Regions from separate parts of the Mus musculus genome. Here all the other regions are linked to region 1. A link is a loop called in an ENCODE intact Hi-C map of the cell type or tissue named here. Cell type or tissue: left cerebral cortex. All regions are shown on one strand.

Region 1 (5,000 bases):
GTTTTTGAAACTCAGCTATGTTTCCTACTGCCTACAAACTAGTGGAAATTCCCAACCAGCTCTGAATGAACTCTAGATGAAGGCGCCAGGAGCAGATATAGAGAGAAATCTGAGTTGGCTCTTGATCACCCAAGGCATGTCTGTAGTCTGATGTGATGCTCTTTTTCAAACCCCTGAACAGAGACAGATAAAGCCTGCTCCCCAGGAAAGCTTGAAACATTGCTTAGGAATCCCCCGACCCCACCCCCACCCCCATTTACAGCTGCTTGTGCTCCTACTGTGCTAAGGAGCAAGAACCAAAGAGCTCCGTATGCCAAAGCATCTAAGCGCTCAAAGCGCGTTTCAAATTATTCTATGTAGGTGTCCAAACGAATCAGTCCTGTTGTGTTTGTTCCTTGAAACATCCAGCGCCCGTCACCGTAAATTACTGGAAATGCCCACGCAATTAAAAAGTACCTGTATTCTGAAAAACAAGTCCCGCCCCCGTATTGGTTCCTGTAGGAAACTAGAAAAAGTTCAGCGAGGGGACTCACAGGACCTGCCTTACAAACAATCCTGTAAGGTGCCACCAAGATCTGGCCTGCCATCCTCCAGGCACTCCACACTGCCAGGATTATCAGTTACACTGATTAACCAGGTCACAACCTCCGCAAACCTTTGCCAAGGGAACTTAGTGCCTGAGGCTCACAAACCAGCCACCTTATCTTCCCAATGCTCTCCGCAGCATCCTTGCAACAGCAGGAGCACTGTGCTACAGAATGTGTTCATGCATCAGGTTCTGCTTGGTTAAGGAGACTGAGGAGCCTACCTGTGTCCACCTAGCCCACGCCTTTCAGTTTTAGTAAATATATAGACACTAGAGAAAGGTAAAGAGCAGAAATGAAGGAAGAATTTTGAGAGCAAAAGGGTTAAGGGTTGGCATTTAAGGGATGCCTGAAGCCCATCTCTCTTGCTGCTTGTACAGCAGCGGCTAAGATGCAGTTAGTTACCTTTGCCTTCCCCAAAGAAACTGAACACCCTCCCCTCCCCATAAGCTATTGGAAATACATGCTGCACCTACAAGCTGTCAAGTGCCCTCCACAACACAAGAGACCTGGTCAGTGTTGTTCAGTGCGAAACAATCACTGTGCTTTGCAAAGAACCATGCACTGTGTGGGCACTCCAAAAAGGAGCGTTTCAAAAGGGATCACTCTATCATGAGTCCCAGTCTCCGGAGCCCTGATGTCCAAGTCCCTTCAAATTTCAGCCCAACTTCATCTGCTCATACTAAGGGTTGCACCCAAAGGGTATGGATACCCAGGTACCCACAGCATTAAAAAAAAAAAAGAAAGAAAAAAAAAGAAAAAAAAAGAAGAAGAAAGAAAGAAAAGAAAAGAAAAAGAAAAGGCAAGAAGGCGCCCACGGAGCAAAGGCGCACAGAGAGGGCAATCGCGTGACCCAGCTGAAGACGCTGATTTTAAAGGTTCTGGATGCATGTTCTGCTATAGGCTCTTCGGTTGGCGGTCGTAAGGCAACGCAACAAACTTCTTTTCGCAGTAATAAAGGAGAAAACTGGTCGCCGTGAGGTAACAGTGTCATCCAGGGGATGGGGGACTGCTACATGCCAGGTAGAGTTTTCTCACCTCCTCGCAGCCTCCCGGACAGCCCTGCAGGAGCGACAACCCTGGGTACTAATCTGTCCATCCCTAGCCCTTAAGGACCATGCTCTTATATCCCAAGCCACAGACCAGGGTGCCTGGGACAGTGCGCTCCAGAGTCGGGCTGGACTTACCCAAGCACAGCGCCTAGGAGAACTGGGCTTGCTCCACCGCCAACGTCCGAAGGTCCCGGCGGAGTGGCAAAAGCTCCCTACTTGCGACCAATCCTGGTTATGAACCTTGTGCTCTGTGGCTGCCGCGCGTTCCTCTCCCTCCCTGTGCTGGTGGCAGCTCTCAAAACCCGGCGCACCTGAGTTCAGGCTGCAGCGGTTCCTTTGCAGCCACTAGCGGAAGACTCATAGGGAGGGGGCGAGACAAGGGGAGGGCGGGGGCGGGGGCGGGGGGGAGCGCTCAGTGGAGCTGGGCATGCTCAGTGAGCCACCAGAGGCAGTGGACCCTTAGGCGTAGCACCTGCACCGCCCTGCCCTGGGGAGGCGACCCCGAGTACCCACGCGGGACACTGGTAAAGGGGGCATTGTTGGACATGACTAGCTCTGTCTGGTTCCTGGAGAGGGACATAAAGGGTGTGTTTGTGCTAGGGTACAAAGAGAGGATGGCATCTTCCTTTGCCACCGGAGTATTGGGGAACTAGGAGGTGCGACCGGCCTTTGGCTTCCTGCACAGTCGGAATCCGGAGGATCTTTAAGGTGGTGTGGCCGGGAATACCACCTCTGGGCTGAGAATCGCTTCGCATGGGTTTGGGATGAGCGGTAGTAGTGGACTAGACAGAGATGGCTTTAGGGTCGGTTTTATTTGCTTATTCTTAGGTCAAGGACATCGGCCAGACAGTGATAAGGACAGGAGCTGGTGTCTTAACCGGAGCAACAGACATTCAAGCTGAATGAGGCTGAATGAGCACAGAAGGGGGAAGGGGGAAGAGGAAACACTTGCGATAAAATAGGTACAAGGATCAATATGTGGTGTATGGGGGCATACTAAAAGCGTCGTTATTCAAAAGCAGGTGTAGCAGTTAATGACAGTCCTGTGGTCATTACACAGGGCTCTACGTTTCCTTGCAGAAATGGCTCCCTTCATCCCAACTCTAAATTTTGAAGTAGACATCGAGACTGGGAAGGAAGTCTGAGCCCCCTTGATCCCTGTGCAAAGGCAGAGGGGAGGCAACTCAGTGGAGCACATCTGGAAACCATTTACAGTAATCCCAAGAGAGACTGAGTTTTCTCTCCCTGGGTGGAAACAAAGCCCCCCGGGAATTTTACAAAACCCCAGCCTTCCAGTGCATGTCTCAGCAGATCAGAGCTACATAAACAACTTCTGACCATTTACACAATCATACAAACCTACCCTGACATCTCCATTATGTGGGAAAGATGTTAACTGGAAAACTATTTTTAAACTACTGTAGTAAGCAAACACTCCACTCCTCTAAACACATGCGGCAACCTCCTTAATTGATATAAGTGATTTTGTTGTATCTTTAGTCTCACTTTTGGGTTATTATTGGTTTTGATTTTTAACATAATTCATTCTTGAAAAATGAGCAAATGTTAATGAGGGAATAGCTATTACAGGTGTTTCACGGTTTCTGAAGTTAATGCTGGAAGAAAGAGCCCCTGACCTCATTTTCAAAGTACTTAAATCTAGAGACAGACTTAAGCCCCTCCCCTTCTCTCATGGGAAGGAAATTTCACAGAAAAGAAAACTTGGTAGTGTATTTTCCCTGGTGAATTATTAAAAATGAATGGTTTCTAGTAAGTTTGATGCACCTGCCTGATCCATGATTCTGATAACTTTTACTGCATTGCTTTACTTTATACTATATATATGTATATATTAATAAAGTATATTATATATACATACATATTTCTCTTTTTGTAATTTTTAGATTAACTTTTATAACTAGCATACAAAACAAGTGGATTAATTATTGCTTTTACATATATGTATTGAGTATTTTGTCCTGTATATGTCCTCTCACTACATTCCAGAATCCCTCTGTTTCCTTCTTACACCCAAACATCCATAGTCTATATTCTATTTTTAACTAAGTCACAGGTACACACAAGTGCATGTGCGTGCACGCACGCACGCGCGCACACACACACACAGATTCATAGATAGATAGATAGATAGATAGATAGAGAGATAGATATAACTTTTATATAGGATAGTCAGCAAACGCTGATAACAAAAACTGCCTAGCTTAGGAGAAAAACCTTCTTTTGTGTACTCATACACTCAGCATATGCTGAGAAAACATGGTATCATGACATTTTAAGCTCAATATATAATTAAGGCCAGTACAAAAAGGAGAGGAGAAAGACTGCCAAGCTGCTCCTTCAGCAGGAGTAAAATTGAAATAATTTTCTAAGTGTTGTGACCAGTATGAGAAAACTCCCGTGACTGTGTCCCTGAATTTCAGCTCTAAATGTTTCATTCGTTCGTTCTCTTACCTTTAATTCTTTCTCATGACTGTGACTGTGTGGGAGGCTTTGTACTCTAGCAAATGAAAGGAAGCTCAAATATGACCATGACTTAGTATCTGCTCAAGAGATGACCATCTAGTAAGGAAACCAGTGTGTATCTAGAGAGACAGATCTGGGTCGGGCTGCTGGGATGTCAGCTAACTGATAAGCTGGGGGCTGGGGATCTTTCTTTCCAGTGGCCTGCATCTAGTTTAAAATAAAAGCAATAATCCAGTCCCGATTTTCCATCCTGCAGGGAAGAAGCAAAGCTACCTCTGCCAAGAAAGCCAGCTTCTCACTGAAGCTCTCCTGATTGGGGAGTGTTCCTAAGAGAATCAGCCTCTGCCAGGAGATGGAAGTGGCTTATTTTGAAGACAACATCCTCACACGTGTGTGTCCCTGTATATCTGGGACCCCCAGCTAAGTGTCAGTTCCTTGCTCAGAGAACCTGTGATTGGGATTCTCTGGGGGGAAATGTTCAAAATGAATCAATTATCACCACCAGCAGAGAGTTCAATACCACTGTACAGGGACCCAGCTTTGTATTAGTGCATGAATGAATTACTGGTACTCATGTCATTTGCAAATAACCATCATTATAGCGCAGTGGAAAATTCCCCCTACCCATTTAGTCTAAGTAGCACCTTAGCAGAGCATTGCAATAACCCTCATGGACCCTCCAAAATATTTGCACATATATGTTCAGATTAAGCTCCAGATAGTTTAATATGAGAGTATCTATTTGGACACAAGGTCACCCCTTACACTCATTAAACCAATCTGAATGAGGTCTGATAACTCTTAAGGGAAATCAGCACTTGAAATGCTTTCGACTTTTTGGAGACACGGATGGAATATATCAGCAGGCTTCGCTCAGCAT
Region 2 (5,000 bases), 190 kb after region 1:
TTTCCCCTTCTCCCAGCAACTCTTAACTCCTCCTCCCTTTTGCCTGTCCAATCACAGACCTCCTCTGCACTAATGTAATTGGACAGGGAAAATCCTGTGACCCAGGTTCATTGAGAAATAGTCTTGAAATAGGGAAAAGGACAAGTAACTTCTGGCCTCCCCATGCTTGCAAATGCATTTGCACATCAGCACCCATTCAGCACATGAATATGTGTATAACACAGCCATAGACATTCACACATATACTCATACCAAGTGTATGTAAGTCTAGTGATAGGAACACCAATAGCTTTGTAACAGGTAAAACTGCATAAAGAATACTAGACACTCCGCAATAACAATAATAATAATAATCTTCTTCCTGAATTCCCAAGGTCTAAACGGTGATTTTTATGGAATACTTTGAACTTCGTGGGTTGGTAAAGTATGAGATCCCTTAGGCATCAAATAGAACAGCAATAAATCATTTCTTAATTGTCTTTCCAGGGAAAAGGTGAGCCTGAGATTGATAACCTTTTCTCTATCACTTGTCAGCATAACCTGAGACAAATTAGTTAACTACTCTTTCCCCCTTTTTCTTTGTCTACAACTGGAGGCACAAAAAATAGTAACTCTCTACTAAAGTTTTTTGGAACTAAAAAAAAAAAAAAAAAAAAAGAATAGGTATGGATGGGAAGTAATTTATATAGCACAATAACTAAGATACAATAAGTACTAAATAAATTTCACCTCTTATTATTTACAAGGGCAGCTCAAGAAACTAAATCTTTTTTAACTGAGCTATTAATAATTATTAGGCCAAAAGAAATAATTGGGAGGCATGATATATTGGGGTTCATTTTACTCAAAGAGATCTGTGGATGAAAATATTTAACAATATTTTTATGGAGTAGTGCTACGTATAGTGACAACAAGCTAAGGTTCTCCCCTATCTGTACTGATAATCTTCAAATGAGCCTCTTATTATTATTTGGATTTGTTTTGTATTGTTGCATTTATCACAGAAATGCAAATATGGGTGGCATCTGACATCAAAGAAGGAAGAAGTGAGACCCAGACAACTTCAAGGCATCTCTCAGATTTATATTCTACTTCACTCCCTGGAGCCCTTTTATAGACTACAAAAGGCAAAAGTAAGACACCTTTCACTTGCTCACTCAAGTCCTATCAAAGCCATTGTTAGCCTTTTTCCCCCCTGTATGTTTACGTTGTGAGAAAAGGAGTTATTTGATCAATGATGACAAATATTTAAAAAATACTGAATGTCAGTAGAAATTGTTAGGTTGTGCCAACTCAGAGACTCTGGAAGGGTGTCTATGGACTCCTGAGTAGCATGTTCTCGCCTATTCATTTTTGTAATTTTATGACTCATTTCGTAGAACTGTTTGTAAAGTAAGACAGATAGGAAGCCATACTTTTAGATTAATAATACCACCACCGAGTATCAGGACAAAAGCTTGAAGAGAATTGAAAATTTGAGTCCCAAAAAAGAAAACAGAGCACGTGTAATGCTCTAATATCTCTCTTTTTTTTAACTAAAAAAAAAAAAAAATCCATTGAAGTAAACATTTCTAGACATTACTCTTACCATCAAGTTCAGCTATATTTGTAAGTAACTTACAAGTCCTTTTGCTATTGTTACTATATATCTTGTCTGTGTGCTGTGTGTGTGTTTAATGTGTTATTGATGAGCACTAATTGGAATATAAGTTGAATTATGACATAAATCAGTAGGTTTCATTTTTGTTTTCCTGTTTCCTGGTATATCACACAAGTGGGCACATATACTATTCACACTAATACGTGACTATAACAGAGTTTGGATGTCTATTCTCTTCGAAGAATGCAGATCTTTTAAATAGAATGAAAGTAGCCTTTAAGCCATCTATCTCTGTTTTTGACAGGTATTAGCAATGTTAAATTTAAACTTGACTTTGTAAGTATTTGTATTATTCTAGGATCTTGTGTAAATTCTCAATCAGACTAGAGTTTTATATTTGAAGACAAATTAATAAAAGGGATAATAAATTCCTTTCTTTCTTATTTTTTTTTAATTTTTGAAAAAGTACTATGCTTAGATACAGATTGCTTTCAGTAGAGGTATAAATTAGAATTATAAACCTGTATAGTCATAGTAACTATCCATAGTGGACTGGATCATGGATGTGACAGATGAACTGTCAAAGCAGCCTGATAAAACAGAACAAATGCCACATTGCACAGGACAAAATGATAATGAACCTTTATTTCTTCCTGAATAATTTTATAGACTTATACTTTTAAAGAAGTACTGTGCCTAGTTGGAAAAAAATTTAATGTAACTTCTTTCCCTTGCTTCCTGTAAAAACAGAAATGGAGCTGTCTGATCAAGTACGCTATTTCTGATGCTCCTCAGAGTCACGTATCTTCAATACAGCCAGAAAAGAAGAAAAAAAGAATCACACATACGCCTACTTAGATATACTCATTCTCCTTTTTATCATGTTCGTAGCTATTTCTATTGTCTGTCTGCAAAGAAGCTAACTGCAATGAGGTTCTTGTTTTAAAACAGAAGGAATCCAAGAGCTGGCATTGTTACAACTGCTGGTAGCAAAAACAATGACACTCAAAGTATTTTGGCTTTGGAAGTCGTCCTTGTGCATTAAGCAACATGTCCCTGAGAGAATCAAATCACAATATGTCACTGCAAACCTTTGTTTTATTAAACCACCTTAGTGGGAAAAAAATGAATAAAACTATTCAACTGTTTGAGGAGGAAAAAAAAGATGTAGACATTACAAGAACAATCTATTTCTAAACCACTGCTTTGATGGAAAAGCTAAATTTGTATATACACTGTTCTCCATGCATCTCATCATTGCCTCTACAACACATGCTAGTACTGTCTCATCAAAAGATACGTAGATTTAAAATGGTCTTTTTTCTACATTGGCCTCTAAATCCTAGTGGGGATTTCAACAAAAGGGGGATTACAGTATTCATATTTACTGCTGTGAGATGCAGAGCCTTGTATTTAGCATGTGTTCAGAAAAATGGCAAATGAATGAATAATGCATGTTTTTAATGAAGTTATGCAAACATGATTTCATTTCACCTGATTCCTCTTGTTCATACTTTCTACTTCTATGTGGCAATGGTGATGAAAAAGCAGACACTTGCAAAGTTCTGACGAACATCATTATAGATATGGAAAGAATTGAATTTACCTAAAATACCATTACATATATTGGGAAGCCATTGTAGTAAGATTGTGTGTCCTGATTTGAAAAATCTGCACTGAAAATAATACATAATAAAGGAAACCAACAAAGTGGATTATATATTCATGTTCCTTTTCTTGTGTTTGCCAGGGAAGGGTTGGGGGAAGGTACTGGCTATTGAACCCAGAGCTTTCTGCATTCTGTGTCAGCATTGTACCCGTAAGGCATGTCTTCACTCATTGCTTTATATTTTATTTTGAAGCAAAGTCTTTCTAAGTTGTTTAAACTTGACTTGAATTCATTTGTAATCTAGTCTTTGAAGTCTATTTCTCCTGTTTTAGCTTCTTGAATAGTTAAGATATATGTTTATTCCAACAAATTCAGTATAACTCCCCTCAATAACTTAACACTTAAAATTACCAATGAATTATACTTCCTCCTATCACAATTATAATTCTACTGCAGGTGAAACACATACATACATGCACACACACACACACACACACACACACACACACACACAATCCATACACACGTTCCTTGATGAAACTATTCCTCTTGTACTTTTGTATCACTAAAATTATCTTGCTTGTTTTTCCTGAACTCTTTTCAAGCTTTCTGTCCTAAAACTAAGTAGGATGCCAGGTAGATCTAGCAAGAGAGGGAGGAGAAGTGGGACAAGTTGAATAATTAATCAAACTAGTAATTAATTATACCACCTAGGACACTGATTCTAAATTTGGGTGAAGAATAAAGTCACTGGCAGGAAGGAAAGGAGGAAATGTGAGAGAGCAAAAGAATAAGATATAGACAAATTTATTGATAACTGGTTAGATAGGAACTATCTAACTGTCAGGTAGGAACTTACTGACTGGAGTAGTCTTTACATTAAATCTGTGGACCGACTAATTTTTATCATTGGACAAGCTGGGAAGAGTATGTAATGCAGGATAAAGTTGGGGGTGGTTACACTTATAGGAAACTGGTCAGGAGTCATGAAGATCAGAGACTCCACAGTATAAATCATCAGGCAAGATATGTGTGCAGTACTGAGAAGCCAACAAGAGTCAGACAAGATTTCCCAGCAGGCTCCCCCAACACAGCTACAAGAATGTGGCATCAGGAACTGTGAGATTTAAACAGCTCAAATAATTCCTTCTTAAAAATCATGAAGGTATGACATATCCTGTAAAGTGTGAGACTGCAATGTAAGTCCACCTTGATCAAGATAGTAATCATTTCAGGTAGCTCAGAATATTCTCTCTTTTGAATATCCAAGCAATGTTTAATATATTCAAACTCTTTTCAAAGTTAAAGGGATCCATAGTGATGTTTTTCTTTTTCATTTCATCAACATATGATTTGTATTCTTTCTAGACTCACCTTATTTGGAGAATGACAGTTGAAAATATTTTCAAAGAGCTAACGTTGCCTCTGTTACTTTTATCTATTATGCATATATTGTCTACTTGATAGATTTATGGTTTGGTATGTGCATTATTTTCTCTATTTCTACTTTGTGCAAGTTTCAAATGCTGGTCTTATCTGGTTTTAATCAAAGGTCCCAAATTTTTAATGCTCCTTCATTTTGAATACATTCAATAAAAACTATAAATTTCTTGTGTGCTTTCTTTTACATACATTTCACATGGCTTGGTAAATAAATTTTATATTATAATTCAATTTAAAACATTTTTGAGATTCTATCATGTTTCTTTCAACAAGTCTTGGGTTATTTCAAAGTGTATGGTATACTGAACAAACACTAGAAAAGTCTCAATGAGTCTCTGTTACTGAGTT
Region 3 (5,000 bases), 970 kb before region 1:
CTTAGCTTTTAGAGACCTATTCATCCTTAAATAAATGAAACAGAATTCATTTTCTAATTATTGAACTCTGTTGGGTCATTATTTGTATGGTCTTTCTTCCTCTCTTCCTTCCTTCCTTCCTTCCTTCCTTCCTTCCTTCCTTCCTTCCTTCCTTCCTTCCTTCCTTCCTTCCTTCCTCCCTCCCTCCCTCCCTCTTTCCCTCCCTCTTTCTTTCTCTCTTTCTTTCTTTCTTTCTTCTTTCTTTCTTTCTTTCTTTCTTTCTTTCTTTCTTTCTTTCTTTCTTTCTTTCTTTCTTTCTCCCTTTCTCTCTCTCTCTCTCTCTCTCTCTCTCTCTCTCTCTCTCTCTCTCTCTCTCTCTCTTTCTTTCTTTCTTTCTTTCTTTCTTTCTTTCGTTTTTGGAATAGTGTTCTTCTATACAGCCTGGCCTGCACTGGTACTGCCCTTTTGCCTCAGCTTCTAGAGTGTTAAAATAACAGGACTGTGCCACTACTTGGCCACTGTCTTATATTCTACACTGTAACACTCACACTAACTCTTGAGCATGTGTCGTTTGTGTTGTATAAGATGATGTCAGTAAAAATGAGCATGTTGAGTGTATACACACACACACACACACACACACACACACACACACACACACACAGAGCACCCATGCACATGCTTAATTTGCACTACTCTCTTAGAGCTACTTAGAGGAAATAACCCCTTCTGATGGAGAACTGAAAGGGCACATGAGATGGATGAAGTATGAAAGTATTCCTTGAGAAATCCATGCAAGTTTTCCTTTTTCACTTTGTTTTATTATTGCTATTTACAGGTACAAATTCCATGCTCCCACCCCAACCTGTAGAAAACAGAGACATGATCACATCACAAGAAAGAAAAGAAAATATCTCTACAGTGGAATCCTGAATCAGAAAGAGTACAGCCCTCCCCCAAAGGATGTAGGGTCTTCTGCCTCTTTGGCAGCAGATTCTCCATTTTACCTGAGCAAGGCTAGCCTACAAATCTAGATCACCTTCATTCACCACATGGTAACCAATTAAAGACTCCCTTTGAGTAAAGCTCTCCTAACTCTGCCCGGCTCCGACAGTTGCTCCACTCCTCGAAAGCCATAAACATCAAAAGGACAAAATGAAAGCTGCCCAATGAAAAGCAAAGAGAAGGTTCCTTAGACAAGCAAGAAAGGAATGCTGACTGATCAGAATTGCCCTCATTTGCATGACAGGCATTGCATGCGGGGTGGGGGTGGGGGGCAGAGGGGCCTGAGGAGGAGTGCAGGACACTCACTGTCCTATAGGTTTTTTCAACCTGGTGACCTAAAGAGGGCAGCAGTGTGTAAACCCTTTCCTGAATCCAGGTGTTTAATTGGTGCCTTGGTTCTCTGAGCAATGAGATATAAAACAAAACACCCCAGTCAGGCTGAATAGAAACTGGAGACTCCTTTGTAAAGCAATTTGTAAATCACCTCTGAGAGAATACTTATGGTCCATTATCAAGGAGCTGAGAAAATAAATACAAAAGAGAGCTGTTTAATAAGAGTGACTGGCAGAAATAGAAATGTCACCAGCCAACCGAGGGTGGCAAGTTTGTTGTACAGCAATCACTCTTGTGATTATCAAGGTTAGTGAATTTTCCGGGTTCCAATGTGGAGCAGAGAGTGTTTACTTACTACAAGAATAGAATTGTTTGAAGGACACCCCAACACAGTTGGTTGTCTCTAAAGTCTTGGCTCAACTATTGTGATCAAGTTGTTTGTTTTTAAGAAGAAGTTATAACTTGTCTGAAAATCATTCATACTCGTACACCCACTTACTCTTACTCTTGTATGCCACCAGGGAAAGCACACCTCTTGCTTTTAGAATTGCACAGTGTTGGAGTCATGGGGTCTCTCTGCTGGGATGTCTTTCTAAATGCAAAGAATTTTCTGAAGGTCTACAAGCCTCTATGATCAATAAGAATACTCTTTTTAAATCAGACTAGCAAGTAAGTAACTAGGAATGGGGTGGAGAATTGGCTAAATATATCACCTCGGTTTGACATTTTCTTTTCCAAGCTTTCTTCATGGTTTAAAAGAAATGACAATCTAAAAGGATATTCAAAAATGCTTCTCAATGACAAATTAAATAAAAGAACATCTTTAAGTTAAAGTATAATTAGAACCACTCCATGACATCCCTTCGATTGTGATGGAACATTAAAAAAAAAGATTCATACACATTTACATCAAGTAATGATTAGATATTTTTTTCTGTTGAGGAAGGAGGAATTATAAGTGTGTTTCTTTCACTTACAACACATCAGTAATTCCCCCATGAGTCACTGGGCAAAAGGGTTCCCAAAGAGTCTCATTAATCTCAATAAAATAGAGTGGTTCACATCATAAGCAACACAAAAATAAGGCACTGTGAGCTCTTTGCTGATTAAAGAAATACAGTCTTGGTTGGGGGGGGGCATTTACTGCATCTCATGCTACAAAATAAGAGAGCATTTTGCTAGACTCCACAAGAAATGGCACAGATTTCTTGAGACAATAACAATGAATTTGAAGACAAAGCTTTTGGCTTGCCTACAAGCAAAATAACACTTGAGCACCCATGCTCATTCACACCCAGGCTTCACTGTAAAAGAAGGATGACATCTCAGACAGTAGATGGTGCTACAGCCTCGCAGAATGAGTCCACAGCACTTAGTTAGATCTGTTTAACCTGCTCCTGTCAGCAATTTTCTGCATGTTTTCAGTTTCTTGAGTTTAAGGTCTCCGGGAAAGAGATGGTAACGCTTCCATTCAAAAGCACACGTCAGTGTGTCCTTATAGATAGGGGAAGAGGACAGTAAGAAACTCACAGAGCTTAAGATGGAGGCTATTAATTCCTTGGTGGGCATTATTAGCTGGCTTCCCTTTATTTGGCATGGTAAGATTGATTTCTAAAGCTTTCTGTTATACAGAATCCTGACCAAACCCACATACCCCCAGCAGTCAGGTCCACTCTAGCTAGCTTATCTTGGGGGCTTGTCTGTAATTCCAGTTAATCCTATTCTGGGATCTTATAAAAAGAAATCAACTATTAACAACTTCTCAACTCCTGGCGATAGCTAGAATGCCTCGTTGGGATGCATGCTGGACAAGACATCATCATGAATTGAGCTAATGAGACTCTTCTTCCTGTTGTGTTCTCTGCTTCAGAGAGGACTCTGTAAGCTTTCTAGAAACTTGATGGAGAATGAAAATCAGTAGTTTTCTCATTTAAGGGTCTGTTAGTGTTCTAAATTTTGAGAAGATATCAATTGTTGGAAAATGCTCTTGTAAGCCTGGGCAAGTCTCTGGAGTAGGGTTGAGGGTCACTGCACAAGAGTATACTTGTCTACACCAGAAGAAGGGGAAGTTTTCTTTTCATTGAGAATTACTGACCCAAAAAGAAAAGAAAATCAATGGAAGGTCAGAGCAGTACAAAGCAACTTAATTCAGTTTATTTTCAGAGTGATGTTACAACTTTCCATGTTTTTAAAACTAGGTGGAGGAGACATAAAGATCTGAAGGTATGTCAAACATTTAAAATTTCCAGTAGAAGATGGCAGGGTATAAAAGGGGGTGCAAAGATGATCAAAGTGCATTATGTTGATACTTCAATCAAAATGGTGCCTGAAATTTAAGTCAGAGTTCAGCCTTGACCCAAATCTCATAGGTTCCAAATCTATATTTAAGTCACTTATAAAGACATATGGCCTTTGCTATTATTACAAACAAAACACTCCAATTCCATGCTATTGCTGTCTGGAAATACTGAATAGAGGTAGAAAAAAGAAGATAGACTACATTATCAAGAGTTATTAAAGGGCAGAAGAAGACATAGCTACATCACTAGGTCTTTATTAACTGAAAACATAATTTTCTCATTTTAGAAACATGCTAGTTACTTAAATTCAAACAGGTTACCTTTGAAAGTTCATAAGTATGACTGTATACATATGTGTGTATGCCTTTAAATATGTGCATTTATTGATACATCTTAGTTGAAAGGCAATTGCATACTGAAATTTCCCACTAGAACTCAACAGCTTATCATTGGTAGAAAAGACAGTAAGGGCAAAACCACAGCTGAAATTCTAACAAACATGTACACGTTATTTGTCTAATTGATGTCAAGTCCCTGGTGTCAAGTCCCTGGATGGATCCCCTAGGCTGCATTGAAAAAAAAAAGTGAAGAAGATTTTGCCAATTTGCAACATTTTCTGATAAATTATTACTCACAAAAATGTAGGTAAGAAAACCCAATTCACTCTTTAGATCATTCATAATCCGTTTATCATGCAGGCCTGATATGCAAGGTGTATGGATCTACTTACACATTGCTCTGTAATTTATAAAACACTTCCATTTATCTTCTGCAAGAAAAATAATCTTTTGTTTTGTTACCATACTAGGACCAGCTCTTTTTTATAACTCCAGTGGGATTAATTCATTCGAGGCTACAAGGTACCACAGGAACCAATAGAACACTTTACCATGGTGGAGACTCCCAGATAACACATGGAGAGTGAGATATCCTTTACTGGAAACAAGGTCATAGCTCATTCACACATGGTAGCTGGTGGTTAGAATTCAGGAGGCAAATATATATATTAAAGAATCAGTTGGGGTTGATGACAGCTTTTCTAAAAGTGTCATCACAAAGAACTTTATTAAACTCATAGCCTGGTGTCTAAGACTCCAGTTGTCAACTCTGGGCACATAGCAATGGTGCATCAATCACCAAATTAGAAGTCATTTGGCATCTGTGATCTGCAGTTTTCAAGGTGATGGCATTTGGCCTTGTAGGGGGACTATGGAATTTTTATGAATCATTGTGCGGATCAACGGATTTTTGATATGCTTCATAAACCCTGTTACATGGTGTGAGATACACATGATAGTATTAGTGCTGGTACCAAAGATTTGCCTGGGAAGAAAAGGAAACAGTTGTTTTGAGAGTTAGAAGAGGGTGACATCTAAGGAAAAG

Evidence for each region. Hi-C counts contacts between places; a loop is a spot of excess contacts. Peaks named below come from ENCODE experiments on the same cell type or tissue, not always from the same donor. Only the 100,000 strongest peaks of a DNase experiment are listed, where the experiment ranks them.
Region 2: a loop joins it to region 1, with 2.2 times the contacts of the local background. A loop is called at or near these places in 3 of 42 quality-filtered maps.
Region 3: it touches region 1 in a loop (2.5-fold over the local background); 5 of 42 quality-filtered maps call a loop at or near these places.

What each region holds. Positions count from the first base shown.
Region 1 is chr6:105,674,662-105,679,661 of GRCm38, reverse strand. It overlaps Cntn4 (contactin 4), which reads right to left and starts at 1,917. Exons shown (of 26, transcript NM_001109749.1): 1 at 1,772-1,917. Gm15631 (predicted gene 15631) reads left to right here and starts at 2,081. Exons shown (of 3, transcript NR_132434.1): 1 at 2,081-2,160; 2 at 2,465-2,598; 3 at 4,377-5,000. In left cerebral cortex, a CTCF peak has its summit at 2,127; DNase peaks (open chromatin) are centred at 1,164, 1,977, 2,593, 4,342 and 4 more places; H3K4me3 peaks cover 4,455 bases; H3K27ac peaks cover 3,669 bases.
Region 2 is chr6:105,481,101-105,486,100 of GRCm38, reverse strand. Gm19757 (predicted gene, 19757) reads left to right here. Exons shown (of 3, transcript NR_040297.1): 2 at 1,005-1,133; 3 at 2,351-4,835. Among named protein-coding and RNA genes, the nearest start is that of Gm19757, 9.1 kb to the left of the region's middle. In left cerebral cortex, no CTCF peak of the experiment used is centred here; a DNase peak (open chromatin) is centred at 2,556; H3K27ac peaks cover 177 bases.
Region 3 is chr6:106,643,382-106,648,381 of GRCm38, reverse strand. All of the region lies in intron 15 of Cntn4 (contactin 4), which reads right to left. Among named protein-coding and RNA genes, the nearest start is that of Il5ra, 100 kb to the left of the region's middle. In left cerebral cortex, a CTCF peak has its summit at 2,644 (motif pointing right); a DNase peak (open chromatin) is centred at 2,657.